2 separate regions of the Homo sapiens genome follow, and region 2 is linked to region 1. A link is a contact called in ENCODE Hi-C or POLR2A ChIA-PET data. All regions are on one chromosome and are shown on one strand. Each heading gives the region's core, a stretch centred on a gene start or an enhancer-like site at or near the end of the contact. The rest is flanking DNA. Distances are from core to core; before and after follow the strand shown. Region 1 holds the start of BCL2L13 (BCL2 like 13). Region 2 overlaps CECR2 (CECR2 histone acetyl-lysine reader).

Region 1 (4,978 bases), core at 375-2,874:
AAATAAAATAAAAAGTGAATCCAACTACTGAATATACTCTTCCACATAAAAAATGAGCCATTGGAAAAAAAATACAGAACAGTACCTGACCATTCCTAGTAAAAAGATTTTCAATACCCTTAACTGCCTATTACCAAATGAAGAATACTTCACTTGGGGGAGAGAGGGTGTTAAAAATGAAAATAATACTTCATGCGGTGGCGCGGGGGTGGTTGAAAAAAAGGTATCACCGTGCGCGGTGGCTCACGCCTGTAATCCCAACACTTTGGGAGGCTGAGGCGGGGGGATGACCAGAGATTGGGAGTTCGAGACCATCCTGACCAACATGATGAAACCCCGTCTCTACTAAAAATACAAAATTAGCCCCGCGTGGTGGCGCATGCCTGTAATCCCAGCTACTCGGGAGGCTGAGGCAGGAGAATGGCTTGAACCCAGGAGGCGGAGGTTGCGGTAAGCTGAGATCGCGCCATTGCACTCCAGCCTAGGCAACAAGAGGGAAACTCTGTCTCAAAAAAAAAAAAAAAGAAAGAAGGTATCTGAAGGGTGTGGCAACTCATCCAAGGTCACACTAGTCAGGGCAGAGAGCAACATTCTGCTTTATACTAAACCTCCAGAGGAAATCTTATAATTTCGCCAAAGAAGTTTTTGTTTTGTTTTACGCAACAACAACAAAAAAATAAAAGTAAGGAGGGAGGGCTCTCAGCTTAGTTCAAACTTCTAAACAGAGACAGTGAGATAGCTATTTTGAATAAACAAACACTTGTGCAGGGAGTGGCTAAGAGCTAACCAAAGCCAGCAGTCAACAGCATGTGAACAACTGGCCAGATCCGTCCGATTTTCAACGCTAGGTTAGAGCCTCCACTCAGAAAGTCGGTTATGAAGGCAAGAAATAGGATCTTTACAGAATGTTGGGAGGATAAATCAAAGGGGGAAAATGACTCCGTGTGAACTGTACTGCCTCCAAGGGCAAGAAGGCAGTTTTTTTCTGAAAAAATAGGTGTCAGAACAGCAGTGAATTAAGGTTAAGAAACAAGACTTCTAACAATCTCTGAGAAGAAACGACTAAGACTGGCAAAGCTAATCTTCCAGTGTTCTAAGTGAATCGCAGGAAAACCTTTCCCTCAACCAAAAAGAAGTCGCCGTTCCCCAGTTTAGCCCTAAAAATGGACCCGGGTTTTCCACGTGAAGCTGTCTGTGGGGAAGGACAGCGGCGTGGAGCCAGGGCCGAGCTCCTCCGCCTCCGGCACCCCACGCCGGAAGAAGCCTGCTCAGCGGCGGGGCCGCGCGGCCAGGTCCGGTCACGGTGAAGCGGACCCCTAAGCTCCGAGCACCTTCGGGCGAAGGAGCGCCGGTGTAGACACACACACTCAAACTCACGCGTCGTCGGAACCACTGGGGAGTCGGTGGCTCGATACGGTCTCTGGGCACTTTCCTACCCAGGTGAAAACCACCTCCTCACCCAGCTCAGCCTTCCCGGAACCCCACTCCCCTCACCTGGCCCTGGCCCCTGCCCCAGAAGAGATGAAAGAGGCGGCGGCGGCAGTTGCTTCCGACAGGGTCCCCCAGCGGCGGTGAGTGCTCCGACCCGCGGCCCTAATCTACCGCCGCCGCCATGTTGGAGGGTGAGGTCACCCCGGCGTGCCTTCGTCACGGCCGGCGTCGGGGCGGGACCTGAACTACCTGACATCCGGAACGGTATCCGGAGCGGAAGGACCGACCAACGGAGGCCCCGGAGGTCTCTCCGTCCAGATGTGACCTGAAGACCCAAACCCTCCTAGCCCGCCCAAATCTGATTGCGACGTTCGGAAGTTCCGTCTCTCAGATCATTTCCGGAGTCGAGGGGTTGGGATTCTGACCGGCTGGTCGCTGTGTTGGAGGAAGGGCAGGCGATTCCAGGGAAAGAAGCCTTGCTGCATGCACAGGCTATGTTCAGTTCCACAAACATGTATTGCGTTTCAAGTGTTTGCCAAGGGAGCAGGTCAAATAAGTATCTACACAGTCACGACAGCCTCGATGTTCGCCACTAGTTGGGGCAGATGGTCCTTGAAGGTTGGGAAGGAATTCCGGGGAGGGAATATAGCGGGGTGGTGTAGAGAGGTCCTCCTAGGCGAAGGGAACTGGCTGAGCAGAGGCGCCAGGGCATGAAGGAAGTCTTAACTAGTAACCCGCTTTTGTTAACAGTACCTGGAACACACAGCGCCTGGAACATACTTAACTTGTATTAATGGATGTTTGTTTACTTGAATCCGAGAGTTCTTTGGAGGAGTATCGGAAGGTATCTAGGAGAGAGGATACAGTGTGTTTTAGGGAGATCAAATTGCCCGTGGTGTGTGTACTGAATTGGAACAAGGAGGGCATTGACAATAAGGAGTTAGAAGACTGAGCCAGATCAGAAGTGATAAAATCCTGATGGGGAGTGACTGCCAGTGGATACAGAGTTTCTTTTTGGGGTGATGGTGGCACGACTCTTTGAAATACTGAAAACTACTGAATTGTACACTATAGGTGAATTCTATGTTATGAGATCTATATCTCAACAAGGCTATTCTAAAGGAAGTGATAAAAGAGTTGAACTGCTATTGTGGGGCTGGTGCCACAGGATGCTTTTTAAGCCCGAGTGACTGAGGAAAGGATGGTGCCATTAATAGGGACATAAAGTTTTGCAAAGGAAAGGCTTAGTGACCTTGGAAAACTAATAGTACAGGCCGGGTGTGGTGGATCACTCCTGTAATCCCAGCACTTTGAGAAGCCAAGGTGGGCGGATCACTTGAGGTCAGGAGTTTCAGACCTGCCTGGCCAACATGGTGAAACTCCCCATCTGTACTAAAAACACAAAAAATTAGCCAGGTATGGTGTCACGCGCCTGTAATCCCAGCTACTTGGGAGGCCGATGCAGGAGAATCGCTTGAGCCTGGGAGGCAAAGGTTGCAGTGAAATGGGTAACCAAAAATGAAGACTTTTTTTTTTTTTTTTTGAGGCAGAGTCTCACTCTGTCGCCCAGGCTGGAGTGCAGGGGCGCGATCTCAGCTCACTGCAACCTCTGCCTTTCGGGTTCAAGCGATTCTCCTGCCTCAGCCTCCCAAGTAGCTGGGATTACAGGCACCCACCACCATGCCCAGCTAATTTTTGTATTTTTAGTAGAGGCAGAGTTTCTCCACGTTGGTTAGGCTGGTCTTGAACTCCTGACTTCAGGTGATCCACTCGCCTTGGCCTCCCAAAGTGCTGGGATTACAGACGTGAGCCACCGTGCCTGGCTTTTTAAAAATTTTTAATAGAGACGGGGTCTCACCATGTTGGCCAGGCTAGTCTCCTACTCCTGACCTCAAGAGATCCGCCTGCCTCAGCCTCCCAAAGTGCTGGGATTACAGGGGTGCGCCACCGCGCCCGGCCCTAATTTTACTTTTAAGGTCTGTGCAGTTCACTGTATGTACACTTTACCTAAAAAAACTTTCAAAAATGTAACATGCAATAATTTATTTTGGGAGGTACTTATGTTACCAATTTGGTACATACTTAAGTTCATTTCTTTCACATTGCTCTCAGTCTTTTCCTTTATTTATTTATTTATTTTTTATTATTATTTTCTCGAGACAGAGTCTTGCTCTGTCACCCAGGCTGTAGTGCAATGGCGCGATCTCAGCTCACTGAACCTCACCTCCTGGGTTCAAGCGATTCTCCTGCTTCAGCCTCCTGAGTAGCTGGGATTACAGGCACCCACCACCACACCTGGCTAATATTTTTTTTTTGTATTCTTAGTAGAGATAGGGTTTCGCCATGTTGGCCAGGCTGGTCTCCAACTCTTGGCCTTGGGTGATCACCCCTCTCGGCCTCCCAAAGTGCTGGGATTACAGTCGTGAGCCACCATGCCTGGTCTTATTTATTTTTTTAGAGACAAGGTGTCGCTTCTGTTACCCAGCCTGGAGTGCAGTGGTACAATCATACCTCACTGCATCATGGACCTCCTGGGCTCACAATTGTTCCACCTCAGCCTCCCAAGTATCAAGGACCACAGGCTTGTGCCACCACATGTAGCTTTTTTTTTTTTTTTTCTTTTTTTTGAGACGGAGTCTCCCTCTGTTGCCTGGGCTGGAGTGCAGTGGCAGATCTTGGCTCACTGCAACCTCAGCCTCCTGGGCTCAAGTGATTCTCCTGCCTCAGCCTCCAAAGTAGCTGGGACTACAGGTGTGCACCACTATGCCTGGCTACATTTTGTATTTTTAGTAGAGACGGGGTTTCAGTGTGTTGGCCAGGCTGCTCTCGAACTCCTGACCCCAAGTGATCCACCCACCTCAGACTCCCAAAGTGGTGGGATTACAGGCGTGAGCCACCGCCCCAGGCCACACATGGCTACTTTTTAAAAGATGTTTTTGTAGGCCGGGCGTGGTGGTTCACGCCTATAATCCCAGCACTTTGGGAGGCCAAGGGGGACGGATCACGAGGTCAGGAGATGGAGACCATCCTGGCCAACACAGTGAAACCCCGTCTCTACTAAAAATACAAAAAATTAGCTGGGCATGGTGGCGCGCACCTTCAGTCCCAGCTACTGGGGAGGCTGAGGCAGAAGAATCACTTGAACCCGGGAGGCGGAGGTTGCAGTGAGCCGAGATCGCACCACTGCACTCCAGCCTGGGCGACAGAGTGAGACTCTGTCTAAAAAAAAAAAAAGATTGTTTTTGTGGAAATGGGTATGTTCCCCAGGCTGCTCAGAAACTCCTAGCCTCAAGCAATTCTCCCATCTTGGCCTCCTAAAGTTCCTGGCCTTCCCTTTTTAATTTTATTTTTTGAATATATATTTTGAGACTAGACATACAGGTCAATGGAACAGAACAGAAAACCTAGAATTGTTAACTAATTTTCAACAGAAGTGCTAAGGCATTTCAATGAGGAAAGAGATTGTCTTTTCAGCAAATTGCATAAAATAATATAGCCCTTTTATAGAAATCATTTGACTTTAATCACAGCAGTTTATGGTATTTGG
Region 2 (4,600 bases), core at 240-2,739, 260 kb after region 1:
CTGTCAAGCAAATCAACTGTCCTCAGTGCCATTGTTGCTGAGACAATGAACACTCAGGGTAGGGCTGTTCATTAAAAGGAACCGGCCAGGAGAAGAAAACACTCTTGCAGTCAACAAGACTGCTGAACAGCATTTTTCAATTCTAAGAACTTATCCATTCTCAGGAATTATTAATTGGGTGTGATTTAAAGTTCAACATTGAAAACGTGAAGCAGTGAGCTTAATTGTGGCCCCACGGCTTCCTCTATTTTCATCACTTACTTTTGGAGGTGATGGGTGGGGAGGAGCAAGGGAGGGTACACACAGTCTGTTCTGACAGCCACTCACACATTCAATTCAGGTGGCCACATGCCTCAGTGACACAATGCCAAGTCACACGTCACTCCAGCAAACCCACCCTAGGGAAAAAGTAGACCTGATTTAGCTCATAAAGAGTCTGGGCTGTAGAACCAAAGCTAAAAGCTGACCATTCCAGTGTGAAACTTATACGCATATGACATCATTTAAACCGGCCAATGTCTTTTGTAAAGGCCACATGAGGTCAGGGACTTTAAAAAGGAGAATGAAATACTATCTTCTATATATTTTTGCATAAACCATATTACAGTTTAAATGAGTGTATGGCTAACGAAGTACAAAAAAGAACACATGAGAGAATTATTCAGAGGGGTCATCTGCCCTCTAAAGAGGAGAAAACTGCTTTTGGCTGTAGAACTGATTGACTTCACACCAACTTATTTACACAAATTCTCGGATTTAACACCTTGCTGCAAGCCAGAAATTCTACCCCTCCTCCACTGATGCCCAGAACAAACCCTAGGGCATGAGTAGAGCACAAGGGAGTAGAAGAGAAAACAAAAAAAAACAATGGTCAGACCTTAGTTCCCAGCCAAAGAGATAAAGAATAAAAAACAAGACACAGGGTCTCTGTGGGGATTGAATACCCCAAGATGGAAAAGAAGGACTTGGAGATGGACATTCAATGAAAAACATCTTCAAAAGCCACAGATAATGTGATCTCATTTCCTTGAAGTTCTATGGTATCTTTCTTCCAAGAAGCTCAAAGCCCTTCACAGTGCACTAGACTGCTTGAGTCACACTCACAATACCGTTTGCTCCCCAAACCAAAATAAAAATCTATTTGAATCCATAAAATATTTCACCATGCTTGCTGAGAGCAAAATTAAACATGAAAAATCATTAAAAAACATTTAGAGCAGCTTCAAGCTCATGTGGTCGCTGTGTTCTACACTGAAAATTCTGACGGAATAATGAACTTTACATATGCATATATCGCAAACACACACACACACACACACACACACACACACACACACACACACCTTCAACGTAGGTCCCACTGAACTTTTGACCTGGTCATGGATAACGCCCTCCCCAGTACACCACTGCTCAATGCTCAAGAGATCTGTCAAGAGCCTTGTGCCCTGACAGGCAATGGCAGCCGCTCCAGCCCCAGGCTGCAGCACAAACACCCCTCACCCCTCCTCCCTGCGGCACTAGGCAGCCAGGCCCTGCTTCAGGGAGGCCTTTTGTAGGGGAAGGCCTTTCTTTATCAGCCTCAGTTAGCTTCACAGTTCCCTCCCTACTAGCCCCAAACTCTCTTCTTTCCTTAAATGACGTTCTAGGAAAGAGAAAAAAATTAACAATGCCAGGCGCGGGGGGCTCAGGCCTGTAATCCCAGCACTTTGGGAGGCTGAGGTGGGCTGATCACTGGAGGTCAGGAGTTCGAAACCAGCCTGACCAAGATGGTGAAACCCTGTCTCTACTAAAAATACAAAAATTAGCCGGGTGTGGTGGCACACGCCTGTAATACCAGCTTCTTGAGAGGCTGAGGCAGGAGAATTGCTTGAACCTGGGAAGCAGACATTGCAGTGAGCCGAGATCGCACCACTGCACTCCAGCCTGGGTGGGCCACAAAAGCAAAACTCTGTCTCAAAGAAAGAAAAAAATTAACAAAACATCTGTTTCCCAGGTTTGTGACATGTACAATTGCTGATGACATTCACATCTGGGAGCAACTTTAACTTCCTTAAATTTCCATAAACAAAAATACTAAAGGTTTGCATTTAGGGGAAAAAATGCCCATCACAAGGAAAAACTCATCTATCTCACATAGGGTGTACCTTCTATACAATGACCAACACTGAAAAGTCATCTCTACCTCACACACTAAAGTAATGATTCTCAAAAGCAGGACAATTTCACCCCGCCGGACATATTTGGCAATGTCTGGAGACATTTATATTTGTCATGACTGGGGGTGCTATTGGCACCTGGAGCATAGAGGCCAACAATACTGCTAAACATCTTAAAACGAGGGCCAGGTGGGCCGGCTCACACCTGTAATCCCAACACTTTGGGAGGCCGAGGAGGGGGTCAGGAGATTGCGACCATCCTGGCTAACACGGTGAAACCCCGTCTCTACTAAAAATACAAAAAATTAGCCAGGCGTGGTGGTGGGCACCTGTAGTCCCAGCTACTCAGGAGGCTGAAGCAGGAGAATGGTGTGAACCCGGGAGGCAGAGGTTGCAGTGAGCCGAGATCGTGCCACTGCACTCCAGCCTGGACAACAGAGCAAAACTCCGTCTCCCAAAAACAAAAAAACAAAAAAACAAAAAAACAGCCCAGCGCGGTGGCTCACACCTGTAATCCCAGCACTTTGGGAGGCCAAGGCGGGCGGATCACAAGGTTAGGAGATCCAGACCATCCTGGCTAACACGGTGAAACCCCGTCTCTACTAAAAACACAAAAAATTAGCCGGGCGTGGTGGTGGGCACCTGTAGTCCCAGCTACTCAGGAGGCTGAGGCAGGAGAATGGCGTGAACCCGGGGGGCGGAGGTTGCAGTGAGCCAAGATAGCGCCACTGCACTCCAGCCTGGGCAACAGAGCAAGCCTCCGTCTCAAAAACAAAACAAAACAAAACAAAACGCATATAACATTCCTCATATAACAGCTTCCCACAACAGATTTTCAGATCAAACTATCAATAGTGCTGAGGCTGAGAAACCCAGAGGATTAAAGGAACACAATCTGGAGCTCACTCTTACTTTCCAATCATTCATTCCTTTCTCAATCCTAAGAGCTGCTGAAAAATGACTGTCCCCAAGTTTTCCAATATAAATTGACTGATATTTGTTAGAGGCTAATATAAAGATATAATAAAAGCATCCAAGGGATAGCATCCCATGAAATATGCAAATATGGAGGAAGGGTAGCAGCCATCTGAAAAGGTTATAATAGCAAATGAAAGGCAAACCACAAGCCAGAAGCTGTAAGTGGATCTTATTCAGAGTTCTAGCTATTGATGACATGAGATATAAGAAACAGACTAAGTGAAAGGAAGCCAAAGGCAGTGGCATGTGCCTGGAGTCCCAGCTACTGGGGAGGCTGAGGCAGGAGGATCACTTGAGCTCAGGGGTTCAAATCCAGCCTGGGTAACATAGTGAGATACTGTCTTTAAAAAAAAAAAAAAATGAAGTAAGAATCACATAATTCAATGCCTTCAGCCTCCAGAATTCCTCAAAATCTCAAAGCACAAAATCTTAGGTCACTTTAAGAACACTAGAGATAGTGAACATGTCAATCTTCAAGTCTCAAAAGCTACTTTCAAAGTAGCTTATTTGCAGACAAGATGCCAGAGAAAGAGAAAGAAAAAATTCCTATAATTTGCAAACACACCAAGTATGGATTTGCAGTTTTCACTTGGTACGTAATTAATTTGTAAGATGTGGATCCTAACCTTGACCCTAACTGGTGAGTCAGCAATTTTCTAGATTAGTTAAGAGTGTTATGCATGCTGAGAAACATTTCTAGAATCACAGAACTTTAGACATAGGAACACCTAGGAATCACTGAGTCTATAGATGGGGCACCTGAAACCCACAGTCATCTGCCTAAGAACACAACTTAAAGACAGGTGGGCCCACAATCCAGCTTTCTGATTGCTGCCTTTTGAAAATGTGTTTAGGGGCTGGGAGCGGTGGCTCATGCCTTTAATCCCAGTACTTTGGGAGGCCGAGGAGGGTGGATCACGAGGTCAGGAGTTTGAGACCAGCCTGGCCAACACAGCGAAACCCCATCTCTCCTAAAAATACAAAAATTAGCCAGGCAGATGGCACATGTCTGAAATCCCAGCTACTCGGGAGGCTGAGGCAGGAGAATCACCTGAACCCAGGAGGCAGAGGTTGCAGTGAGCTGAGATCACGCCACTGCACTCCAGCCTGGGCGACAAAGCAAGACTCCATCTCAAAAAAAAAAAACAAAAAAAAAGAAAATGTGTTTAGTCACATCAACTACATCTAAGACCATGTACTTAGAAGCTCCCCTTTGGCTCTGTCCACACACCACATTTTTACCTAAACCACCTTTGCACTGCAGTTTTCCGCACTCTGCCAAGCGCACTGCATTGTGCGAGCCCCAGCACACCATGGAATCCCACACTGAGCTCCCTTGATCAAAGGGGCAGATGATCGGTAGTACTGAATGCTGCCAAGGTGTATTTTAGGCTTTCCTAAGTGTATTCCAGAACATTAAGCAACTTAACTTCCGTTGCAAAGCGAGCCATGTGCTAACGCAGGCC

The links. A loop is a pair of places that touch in the nucleus more often than their neighbours do. ChIA-PET counts read pairs that join two places held with the same protein, here RNA polymerase II (POLR2A).
Region 2: a loop to region 1 is called in a map of dorsolateral prefrontal cortex, with 2.9 times the contacts of the local background. The contact joins the enhancer-like site here to the promoter of BCL2L13 in region 1. A Hi-C loop is called at or near these places in 1 of 168 maps with a recorded cell type or tissue (dorsolateral prefrontal cortex). POLR2A ChIA-PET finds 5 or more read pairs at or near these places in 1 of 52 experiments (HEK293).

Annotation. Positions count from the first base shown.
Region 1 is chr22:17,635,403-17,640,380 of GRCh38, reverse strand. BCL2L13 (BCL2 like 13) reads right to left here and starts at 1,624. Exons shown (of 7, transcript NM_015367.4): 1 at 1,495-1,624. RefSeq lists enhancers at 742-1,614, 1,383-1,662, 1,783-1,962, 2,013-2,062, 1,615-2,486 and 1 more.
Region 2 is chr22:17,376,325-17,380,924 of GRCh38, reverse strand. All of the region lies in intron 1 of CECR2 (CECR2 histone acetyl-lysine reader), which reads right to left. Among named protein-coding and RNA genes, the nearest start is that of CECR2, 9.2 kb to the right of the region's middle. RefSeq lists enhancers at 1-327, 930-1,099, 1,096-1,773, 3,552-4,499, 4,500-4,600. Within about 2 kb of position 1,489, at least 5 of the 41 ENCODE cell types and tissues checked have a DNase peak (open chromatin) inside an H3K27ac peak, as active enhancers do.